3 separate regions of the Homo sapiens genome follow, and regions 1 and 2 are each linked to region 3. A link is an interaction called in ENCODE POLR2A ChIA-PET data of the cell type or tissue named here. Cell type or tissue: A673. All regions are shown on one strand.

The links. ChIA-PET counts read pairs that join two places held together with the same protein. Peaks named below come from ENCODE experiments on the same cell type or tissue, not always from the same donor. Only the 100,000 strongest peaks of a DNase experiment are listed, where the experiment ranks them.
Region 1: POLR2A ChIA-PET joins it to region 3 with 6 read pairs; 1 of 35 experiments calls an interaction of 5 or more read pairs at or near these places.
Region 2: POLR2A ChIA-PET joins it to region 3 with 6 read pairs; 2 of 35 experiments call an interaction of 5 or more read pairs at or near these places.

Annotation. Positions count from the first base shown.
Region 1 is chr1:62,062,846-62,066,845 of GRCh38, forward strand. The region is part of intron 31 of PATJ (PATJ crumbs cell polarity complex component); the gene reads left to right. Among named protein-coding and RNA genes, the nearest start is that of MIR3116-1, 14 kb to the right of the region's middle. In A673, no CTCF peak of the experiment used is centred here; a DNase peak (open chromatin) is centred at 2,216.
Region 2 is chr1:62,201,253-62,205,252 of GRCh38, forward strand. All of the region lies in intron 2 of L1TD1 (LINE1 type transposase domain containing 1), which reads left to right. Among named protein-coding and RNA genes, the nearest start is that of L1TD1, 8.4 kb to the left of the region's middle. In A673, no CTCF peak of the experiment used is centred here; no DNase peak of the experiment used is centred here.
Region 3 is chr1:62,396,293-62,400,292 of GRCh38, forward strand. No RefSeq gene overlaps it. Among named protein-coding and RNA genes, the nearest start is that of USP1, 39 kb to the right of the region's middle. In A673, no CTCF peak of the experiment used is centred here; a DNase peak (open chromatin) is centred at 2,259; H3K27me3 peaks cover 615 bases.

The DNA of each region.
Region 1 (4,000 bases), 330 kb before region 3:
GTTTAATATGGTTGTTTTTGGCTTGTTGATTTGTTGAAGTTCCTTATAGATTCTGGATATTAGACCTTTGTTGGATGTGTAGTTTATGAATATTTTCTCCTATTCTGTAGGTTGTCTGTTTACTCTGTTAATAGTTTCTTTTGCTATGCAGAAACTCTTTAATTATTAGGTCCCACTTGTCAATTTTTGTTTTGGTTGCAATTGTTTTTGAGCACTCAGTTACAAATTCTTTGTGAAGGCTGATGTACAGAAGGGCATTTCCTAGGTTTTCTTCTAGGATTTTTATACTTTTAGGTCTTAATTAAGTCTTCAATCCATCTTGAGTTAACTTTTATGTATGGTACTAGAAGGGGATCCAGTTTAATTCTTCTGCAAATGGATAGCTGGTTATCCCAGCACAATTTATTGACATGTGGAACCTTTCCACATTTCTTATTTTTGTTGACTTTGTCAAAGATCAGTTGGTTGTAGGTGTGCAACTTTGTTTCTGGGTTCTCTGTTTTGTTCTGTTGCCCTGCATGTCTGTTTTTGTGCCAGTACCATGCTGTTTTAGTTATTATAGCTATATAGTATAGTTTGAAGTCAGATAATGAGATGCCTCTGGCTTCATTTTTTTTTTCTTAAGATTGCTTTGGCTATTTAGGCCCTTTTTTGGTGCCATACAGATTTTAGGATAGCTTTTCCTACTTTTGTGAAAAGTGATATTGGTAGTTTGACAGAAATAGCATTGAATGCATAGATTGCTTTGGGCAGTATAGCCATTTTAACAATATTGATTCATCCAGTCCATGAGCATAGAATGTTTTTCCATTTGTTTGTGTCATCTCTGATTTCTTTCAGCAGTGTTTTGTAGTTCTCCTTATAGAGATCTTTCACCTCCTTGGTTAAATGTATCCCTAGGTATTTTTTTGTGTGGCTATTGTAAATGGGATTGCATTCCTGATTTGGCTCTCAGCTTGAATGTTATTGGTGTATAGAAATACTACTGATTTTTGTTCACTGATTTTGTGTCTTGAAACTTCACTGACGTCATTTATCAGGTCTGGTAGTCTTTTGGCAGTCTTTAGGGTTTTTTAGTTACAGAATCATATCATCAGTGAAGGCAGAGAATTTGACTTTTTATTCTCCTATTCGAATGCCTTTTATTTCTTTCTCTTGCCTGGTTGCTCTGGCTAGCACTTCCAGTACTATGTTGAATAGGAGTGGTGAGAGTGGGCATCCTTGTCTTGTTCCAGTTCTGAAGAGGAATGCTTCCAGCTTTTACACAATCAATATGTTGGCTGTGAGTTTGTCAAAGATGGCTGTTAGTATTTTGAGGTACGTTCCTACAATGCCTAGTTTGTTGAGGGTTTTTATCATGAAGGTATGTTGGATTTTATCGAAAGCTTTTTCTGAGTCTACTAAGATGATAATATGGTTTTTGTTTTTAGTCTTATGGACTTAATGACTTTTGAAGTATAAATGGGGTATGAGCCATAATGCTTTTTTTTTTTTTTTTAGACCGAGTCTTACTCTGATGCCCAGGCTGGAGTGAGTGCAGTGGCACAATCTCAGCTCACTGCAACCTCCACCTCCCAGGTTCAAGCGATTCTCTTGCCTCAGCCACCTGAGTAGCTGGGATTACAGGTGTGCATCACCAGACCCAGCTAATTTTTTTTGTATTTTAAGTAAAGATGAGGTTTCACCATGTTGGCCAGGCTGGTCTCGAACTCCTGGGCTCAAGTGATCTGCCCTCCTTGGCCTCCCAAAGTGCTGGGTGGCATGAGCCACCGCGCCGGGCCTTCATAAGTGTTTTTAAAGTGCTGGTATCCAAGTATGAAAAAACAGCTTAAAATGTGTTTCTAATGATTATGGGCTTCTTGCTGGTCTTACTTCCAGGCTAGAATTCCCAGGTGTTATATCCTACTCATTTTTAATATGAGATCTTGAACTGTATGCTTAAAATCAATTTTTACCCCCAATTTGCACTCTATCAACTGCTGGATTTCTGGTTTGCTATTGGGAGCAAATGTCACTGTGCAAACCTTTTTTTCTGTTTCAGATGCAACATAAAAAATACATCTGTAGCAGGAGTCTAGGAATTCCCTCTAAGGAGCAAGAAAGTGTGACTGAGTCAGCACTGCCTTCTCTTTTGTGACAGTATGCAAATTGCCAATGGCAGAGTTCAAGTGCATTCAAATATGTGGCATTTTTCACAGCTCATTGTTCTTTATCTCTTGTATTCCTGAAAACCACTTGAGATTTGCGTACATGATAAATTTCCCTTTCTTGGTGATAAAAAAGGCTGTAGGTTTTACAGTCAAGTCTACTTCCTTCAGGAAAGTCTCTGGAGAAAAGCTTTTGTTTTTTTCTTCTATTCTCTTCCTCTCACTGTAGTAAATGAAGATAATGTAGAGACACCAGGGTAACAGAGCAAGTAACCTCATGAACTCAAAGACAGCAGAAATGTAGGCACACAATTTTGACACAAATTCATAGCTTTAGGCTGGGTGCCGTGGCTCATGTCTGTAATCCCAGCACTTTGGGAGGCCGAGACAGGCGGATCACCTGATTTCAGGAGTTTGAGACCAGCCTGGGCAACATAGCAAAACCCCTTCTCTACTAAAAATACAAAAATTAGCCCTGCATAGTTGGCGCTTGCCTGTAATTCCAGCTACTCGAGAGGCTGAGGCAAATCGCTTGATCTCAGGAGGCAGAGGTTGCAGTGAGCCAAGATCACACCATTGCACTCCAGCCTGGGTGACAGAGTAAGACTCTGTCTCAAAAAAAATAATAATTTACAGCTTTGATATCTACTAGCTTACATTCATTCCCAACCACTGTAACTGGTCCAATGTGGAGACTGATTCAACTTGAAATTTAACTTGCCCAGAAGGAATCACTTGCTTATCAGATTTTTTCTAAATTGAGAAAGTGATCTCACAATTGTAATTTTTAGCACGCAGGGCTTAGAGAAGTAAAATGACAGGGCTCAGAACCCAGAACTCAGACTTTCTCACACCGGTCACATCCCCTCCTTTCAGAATCCCACTGCTCCTCAGAAACAAGTGCTGCTGCTTGGGCACTGTTCTCTGAGTCTATGAAGTTTTCGGTTTTCTGGGAAGCCTTATTTGCACACATAATAAGAGCCTATAATCTAAAACGTGTGTTGATTTTGTTATCTTTCAAAGGGAACTATAAATCTACCTTCTCTTTCAGAAACTAAGCAAGTTTGTATTGAGGGCCAGTTATGTCCCAGGCTCTGCACTAAACAAGGTGTAGTGACAGTGAAGAATCCTGCCTTCAGGGAGCTTTCAGAACTGCCGAGGATAACAGCAGCTAATGCTTTCATGGCATTTACTATGCATTCTATAGGCATTATTCCAAGTGCATCAATTTGTATCTTATATGAGATTGGTCTATTACTATTCCCATTTTATAGATAAGGAAACTGAGACACTCAACTAATAAGTGTCATAGCCAAGATTTGAATCCAACTTTAAATAAGTAATTATTAAGGTTAATAAGTATTATTGAAGGACAAGGTAACGTGCTGTGGGAACTTTTTTTTTTTTTTGAGACAGGGTCACACTCTGTCGCCCAGGTTGGAACGCAGTGGTGTGATCACAGCTCACTGCAGCTTTGACCTCCTGGGCTCAAGCAGTCTTCCTGCCACAGCTTCCCAAAGTGTTGAGATTACAGGCAGGAGACACCACACCTGGCCTGTGGGAACTTTGCTAATGTGATTTCACCTAATCCAGGTGGTTAGATGAGTAGGAATTAGGCTGGAACTGACCCAGGAAAGGGCTTTTTAAGTATATTCCTCCTGCCAACTGCACAGACAAAATCAACCCACTGAGACCACAGCATTGCAGTAAAGAAAGAGTTTAATTGACGCAAGACCAGCCCATGCACAGGAGAACTGGAGTTCAGTCTCCCTGAAGGCTCAGACTTTGGGGTTTTTATGGACAGTTTGGTGGGCAGGGGGCTAGGGAATGGGTGCTGCTGATTGGTTGGGGGT
Region 2 (4,000 bases), 200 kb before region 3:
ATTGGACACAATAAAGGCACAATTGTTATCAGAAAAATTTGTCCTTATGTGCCTGTAGAAGTTTACCCTTGTTTTCAGCTTTCTGTGTCATCTTGGCAAGTCAAGTAGAAGTCTATTTCACCAGGGAGAGCTCAGTGGTTTTCCTTAAGGATTTTCAGTTTAAAAAAAAATATTAGAAGCATTATCAGGCTAGACCCGGTGCCACTGCACTCCAACCTCGGCGAGTGAGACCCTGCTTAAAAAAAAAAAAAAAAAAAAATTAGCATATTCAAACATCAATAAAAGTAAGAACTCATCACCTAGATTCAAAAACAAATATTTTCCCCCATTTGTTTAATCTCTCTTTTTTCTTTCTTAGTTGTTTGCTGTGTTTTAAAGTAAATCCCAGACATCATGCCATTTCACCTGTAAAAACTTCAGTATGTAGCTCTTATAAAATAAGGAGACTTTCTTAACTAAATACAGTATTGTTACAGTTAATAAAATATATATTCCTCAATATTTAATAATCAGTCCATATTCAGTACTCCCTGCATTTTACAGTTGATTCATTCAAATAGAGATCCAAAATAGGGGGAGCGTACATTGCATCTAGTGAATTCCCTTAGTCTCCTGAATGAGAGTGGGCCCCTTTATTCCTGTTGAAGTCCTGTATAGGGTCCTATGGACCTGTCCGGTGGACTATTTGGTTGCTTTCTCAGTCCTTGATTAGATTCAGACACTACTGGTGCTGGGTTTTTAAAATTTACTTAATTAAGAGGGATGAGGCTGGGTGAGGTGGCTCACGCCTGTAATCCCAGCACTTTGGGAGGCCGAGGTGGGTGGATCACCTGAGGTTGGGAGTTCGAGACCAGCCTGACCAACACGGAGAAACCTTGTCTCTACTAAAAGTACAAAATTAGCCAGGCGTGGTGGCACATGCCTGTAATCCCAGCTACTTGGGAGGCTTAGGCAGGAGAATCGCTTGAACCTGGGAGGTGGAGGTTGCGGTGAGCCGAGATCATGCCATTGCATTCCAGCCTGGACAACAAGAGTGAAACTTCATCTCAAAAAAAAAAAAAGGCTGAGGGTGAAATGTGTAATTAATATTGATTCCTTCTCTTTTTTAGTAATCATTTACATGTTTTACATGTTTCCTCTTTTGACCTTTACTCTGGTGTAATCAAGATTTTCTGTATACATTTGTCCCCCTTACCTCCTGTTGCTCATATTTTGGAAGTTACTTTGTGATAAATGAGTGCCGTGTTTTTTAAACAATTTTTTGTAACTATCATGCTTTTTTCTTTTTCTTTTCTTTTTTTTTTTTTTTAGCTGTTCATTTAAAATTTTTTATTTTTTATTTTTTTGAGACAGAGGCTTACTCTGTAGCCCAGAGGCGTGATCTGGGCTCATTGCAACTTCCACATCCAGGGTTTAATTTTTTTTTTTTTTTTTTTTTTTTGAGACAGAGTCTTGCTCTTTTGCTCTTGTCGCCCAGGCTGGAGGCAATGGCACGATCCCAGCTCACTGCAACCTCCGCCTCCTGGCTTCAACTGATTCTCCTGCCTCAGCCTCCTGAGCAGCTGGGATTACAGGAACCCACCACCACGCCCAGCTAAATCTGTATTTGTAGTAGAGACAGGGTTTCACCATGTTGGCCAGGGTAGTCACGAACTCCTGACCTCAGGTGATCTGCCCACCTCGGCCTCCCAAAGTGCTGGGATTACAGGCATGAGCCACCTCACCCAGCCTAATTTGTTTTTTAAAAAAACTGGAGATGAGGTCTCACTGCATTGCTGAGGCTGGTCTCAAACTCCTGGGCTCAAGCAATCCGCTCACTCACCTCGGCCACCGAAAGTGCTGGGATTACAGGTGTGAGCCACTGCGCTTGGCCTGTTTTAAATTTTTATGGTTACATAGTAGATGTATATATTTATTTCCATACAGGCATGCAATGTGTAATAATCACATCAGGGTAAATGGGGGTATCCTATGCACTACCTCAAACATTTATCATTTCTTCTTGTTACAAACATTCCAATTATACTGTTTAAGTATACAATAAGCTATTGTTGAGTGTAGTTACCCTGCTGTGCTATCAAATACTAGATTATTTTTGTACCCATTAACCATCCCTATTCCCTACATCCACCCACCTACTACCCTTCCCAGGCTCTGGTAACTATCATTCTACTCTCTTTTTTTTTTGAGACAGGGTCTCACTCTGTCGCCCGGTACAGTGGCGTGATCTTGGCTCACTGCAACCTCCACCTCCCAGGTTCAAGTGATTCTTATACCTCAGCCTCCTGAGTAGCTGGGACTACAGGTGCGTGCCACCACGTCTGGCTAATGTTTTTTTTCTTTTGAGACGGAGTCTCGCTCTGACGCTCAGGCTGGAGTGCAGTGGCACGATCTAGGCTCACTGCAAGCTCTGCCTCCCAGGTTCATGCCATTCTCCTGCCTCAGCCTCCCAAGTAGCTGGGACTGCAGGTGCCTGCCACCACACCCAGCTAATTTTTTGTTTTTATATTTTTAGTAGAGAAAGGGTTTCACCGTATTAGCCAGGATGGTGTCTTATCTCCTGACCTTGTGATCCACCTGCCTCGGCCTCCCAGAGTGTTGGGATTACAGGTGTAAGCCACCACGCCTGGCCTCTGCTAATTTTTGTATTTTTAGTAGAGATGGGGTTTCGCCATCTCGGCCAGGCCGGTCTCAAAGTCCTGACCTCAGGGGATCCACCTGCCTTGGCCTCCCAAGGTGCTGGGATTCTAGATGTGAGTCGCCGTGCCTGGCCTTTTTTCGCTATTCTCTAGAAGAGTTTGGGCACAGCTAAGATAATAGTTGCTTCTAAATTTTCTGATTTAATTATGAAAGTTGAATGGTGCTCCCATTTTTGAACCATGCTTTATCTGTAGTTGTGTCCCCTTGTTATTCATAGTATTCCTTATTTGTATTTTGGTTTTGTTAATTCTCTATAAGTTTCTGTTTTTCATTTCTTTGATTTGCGCGCATCTCTTTTGGTTTCTTGGGTAGATTTTGCCCTTGATCTGGTAATTTAACTTTAATTTTTATTCTTTCTAGAAAATTCTAAAATTTTAAGTCTATACATTTTCCTCAAAGCACCACTTTAGCTACATTCCCCAAGTTTTGATAGGTAGTTATCATTTTGATTTAGTATTTTAAGTTTCTCCATTAGTTTGACTGAATAGTCATTTTAAAATTTAAATAACTTTAACCTTTAGTATTTAAACATTAAACATAGAAGTTTTTAAGTTTAATTTATCTTTTACTTTTATGCTATCCTTTTTCCTGATTCAATTTTTATTGCAATGAAAAATTTCTGAAATTATTTTTTAGAAACAGCGTCTCACTATGTTGCCCAGGCTGATGTTGAACTTCTGGGCTCAAGTAATCATTCCACCTTAACCTCCCAGAGTGCTAGGATTACAGGTGTGGCACCGTGCCCTGCTTGAAATTCTTGGTTGGGTGCTGAGCATATATCTTTTGCCCTGACAAGAATGACATTTTAGCTGCTTATGTGATTCTTATTTTGCAGGGGAGGGGACAGGGTCTCACACTGTCACCCAGGCTGGAGTGCAATGGTGCGATGTCAGCTCACTGCATCCTCTGCCTCCCTCAGGCTCAAGTGATCCTCTTACCTCAGCCTCCCTTATTACTGGGACTACAGTGCACGCCACCACACCAGGCTAATTTTTGTTAGAGACAGTTTCACCATGTTACCCAGGCAGGTCTCAATCTCCTGAGCTCAAGTGATTCACCTGCCTTCACCAGGGAAGCCTTTTCTAGATCTCCCTGTACTCTAAAAATCAATATTCTTGGCTGGGTGCAGTGGCTCAAGCCTGTAATTCCAGCACTTTGGAGGCCGAGGCAGGCGGATCACGAGGTCAGGAATTCGAGGCCAGCCACCAACATGGTGAAACCTCGTCTCCACTAAAAATACAAAAAAAAATTACCTGGCACCTGTAATCCCAGCTACTCGGGAGGCTGAGGCGGGAGAATT
Region 3 (4,000 bases):
GTGGATCATCTGAGGTTAGGAGGTCGAGAGCAGCCTGGCCAACATGGTGAAACCCCGTCTGTACTAAAAATACAAAAATTAGCCAGGCATGGTGATGGGCGCCTGCAATCTCAGCTACTTGGGAGGCTGAGGCAGAAGAATCACTTGAACCTGGGAGGTGGAGGTTGCAGTGAGCTGAGATCGCGCCACTGCACTCCAACCTGGGTGACAGAGTGAGACTCCGTCTCCAAATAAATAAATAAATAAAAATAAAAGAGCATTAACAGAAATGATATGTTAGAGAACACTTAGTGAATCTGCAGGCAGGCAAATTTATTTATATTGAGCCCTCATATAGGAAATTAATGTATTGGGTGTGTTGAACAAAGCATACCTGACTTATGGCACGTAATCAAAATGCAGTTTTATTTTGTTTTCTACTGTCTCTTTAAATCAATTCAGTGGGTAAAATTTTCACAATCTCTCGAAAATCAGGGAGTTTTTCTACACTCTTAAAGCCAGGAATAGACAACCTAATTCAGAAACAAAACAATACAGTATGGTATCCAACACCTCAAACTTCACTCTAGGGCAAGTCTTCTTTGCCTTCTCCCCACCCAGGTGCTCTCTGGTACAAAATTGTCTCCCAGGACCAGGATCCCTCCTGTAGCAGAGGTGCCAGCTGAAGGAAGTCTGAGCTCTCCCATCACCCTGGGGCCTCAGCGATTTAAAATGTAAAATTTCTCCCAGCATCAGGGAGTCCCCACGTTGATCTGCCACAGAGAGACGTGACTAGTCAAACGCCAAATGAGAATGCAGAAAAAGAAGCCAAGTCAGGAGGGAGGCGGGCCTCTGCCTGGAAAGGGAGCAGGGAAGGTTTCATGGCTCTCTTCCCCGGGGCTCTTTGCCTTCCCATCCCAAAGTGGGGCCACAGGCCCTGGGGACCCTGAGGCTATCCCAGCACTGCCAAGGATCTAGCTCTGGTAGCACAGGATGCCCTGATGTCAAGCAATTCACGAGTAGGATAGGATAGTGGGATTCTTAACTCTCCACAAGCCATAGTAAATGCAAGCTTGGGGGCCAGGAGGAAGGAGGTAAGAAGGAGAAGGTGTCACACGCCAGGGCCAAATTAAATATCTCTATCCCCCAAGACACTGCAGGACTCTCCATGACGTGCTAGCTAAACAGGCTGAGTTGCAGCTCTAGAAATTTATTTTGAGAACCGCAGATCTGTGGAGATGGTGAAATTGCAAGTCTAAACAAATCTCTTTGTCAAGTGAGGGCACAGGTGGGTGTGGATGACATCCAGACACCTGGCTTGGAGCTATTTGGGAGGACAGGCTATGAAGGAAACCCTTGGCCAAGGACCCTAAATATTTTTCTAACTTAGAATGAGAAGGTAGTGGTCATAGCCCCTCCATTTGATCCCAACCCCTTCAACCTCCCCCAACCAGACCCACTACCTGGAGCCCCTGGTGTGGTAGGCAGAAAAATGGCCCCTCAAAGATGTTCATGTCTTAATCTACTGAACTGGAGAATGTTATCCCACATGGCAAAAGGGACTTGGCAGATGTGATTAAACCAAGGATGTTGAGATGGGGAGATTATCCAGTGGGTGCCCCCAGTGTCATCACAAGGGTCCTTATACGAGAGGGGTGGGAGTGTCAGAGTCACAGAAGGGACTGACAGCAGAAGCAGAGTCAGAGGGAGGCCAGCGTTGGCTTTGAAGATGAAAGGGGCCATCACCAAGGAATGGACAGCCTCTAGAAGCTGAGAAGACAAAGAAATGACTTCTCCCCTCAGAGCCTCCAGGCAAGTACAGCCCTGCTGCCTCCCTGACTGTAAGGTGGTGAACAGATTTCAGACTTCTTCGGAACTATAAAATCATTAACTGTGTTGTAAGACACAAAGTTAGTACCTGTTACAGCAGCCATAGGAAACTAACACATGTGGTAAGAGAACGTTGATATGGTTCTTTCAGGTTCCTAAAGGCCCAGTTAAAAATAATCCTGATGAGAAGACATCACGCCACCCACCCACCCACCCCACTCCTGTCCATTTTACTGTGGGAGAGCCCACTTCCAAAAGCTGGATGTTTCAGGGTTGTCCATATCCAGAACTTAGTCACAATCACGGACACCACAGGGTGTCCCAGTGTGAAGTATAGCCGTCCCACTTCATGGGCTGACGCCCCATCCTGGAGTGGATGCATTTTGATATAAGGATGAGTTCCCTTTTAGAAAGAAAGCACCAATCGAGACTTTTTTCACCAATTATGACATTAGTTAAAGGATCATGGTGACTCATAGGGTGGTGGGAAGAATGAATGGCCAGCCTACATAATTTCTCGATGAGAAACATCAGCAAGTGCTAAATGGTATTCGAGTATTCTTTTTTTTTTTTTTTTTTTTTGAGACACAGTCTTGCTCTGTCGCCCAGGCTGGAGTGCAGTGGTGTGATCTTGGCTCACTGCAACCTCCACCTCCTGGGTTCAAGCGATTCTCCTGCCTCAGCCTCCTGAGTAGCTGGGATTACAGGTGTGCACCACCACGCCCAGCTAATTTTTGTATTTTTAGCAGAGAGGGGGTTTCACTATGTTTGTCAGGCTGGTCTTGAACTCCTGACATCAGGTGATCCACCCACCTCGGCCTCCCAAAGTGCTGGGATTACAGGCGTGAGCCACTGCGCCCCGCCTAGTATTTGAGTGTTCTTGAGGAAGACATCAGCAACTGGAAATACTGGGGATAAAAACACATGCCAGCCTAAGATCAATACTCAATGTTAACATTATTAGAACCATGTAAATATTATTCCCAGATGAGCCATATAGTGCGTTGTGATTTTTTATATGATACAATTTTTTGTTTTCTGTCAATAATTGCCTTTGTTTTGTTCCATTTCTTAGGTAACCATCACTATTTAATTTTCAAACTCTGGAACTAAGTATAAATCTCCTAAGATGTTTAAACACATGAGGCAATCTGAAGTGTTCTTTTTTTTTTTTTCTTGGTTACTCCTGAATCCCTCCATCATCCTGGTCCTCTCTGGACCGCTCCTCTTTAGGGTGATTGACAGCAATACCTCTTATGCTGGATTAGCTTTGCTTCTGGACTGAGAGTGCTACATGGGCTGAGAGGTATCCTAGAGAAAATTGCCTTGGAGTATGTGCCAGTTCTGATTTTTTCCTGAAGAGACTTTATGGCCTCTATTCATGCAGGGAACATTCTCAATCACATTGTATTTAGCCTCATCCTGGACCAACTCTCACATTTTTTAACTGACAATGGGTCAAGTAGACTTGGCCGAAGATGGCTGGCAGGGTCTCAAACTTTTTAAGTGAACACAGACTTGAAAAGAAGAAGCTGTTAATTGTGCCCTGAGGGTAGACCTGGCTCCCACTGTACAAGGGGGCTCAAGCACATACCTGGTTCATCACCCAAAGTGGACCCAAAGTGGGCAAGGATAGTGAGGCTTTCACCCAGGAAGGGGAGCCACATTATCACCTGAGTCCCTAAGATCAGATAAATAAATGAAGGTTATTTAAAATGGTGACAAGATGGGGCTGGGTGCGGTGGCTCATGCCTGTAATCAAAGCACTTTGGGAGGCAAAGGCAGGCGGATCACTTGAGGCCAGAAATTCAAGACCAGCCTGGCCAACGTGGTGATACCCCATCTCTACTAAAAATACAAAAATTATCCAGTCATGGTGGTGCACATCTGGTTCCAGCTACTCAGGCTGAGGCACGAAAATCACTTGAACCTAGGACATGGAGGTTGCAGTGAGCCAAGATCGTGCCACTGCATTCCAGCCTGGGCAACAGAGCGAGACTCTGTCTCCAAAAAAATAATAAAATAGGCCGGGCACAGTGGCTCACGCCTGTAATCCCAGCACTTTGGGAGGCCAAACGGGTGGATCACGAGGTCAGGAGATCGAGACCATCCTGGCTAACAGGATGAAATCCCGTCTCTACTAAAAATACAAAAAATGAGCCGGACGTGGTGGTGGGCACCTGTAGTCCCA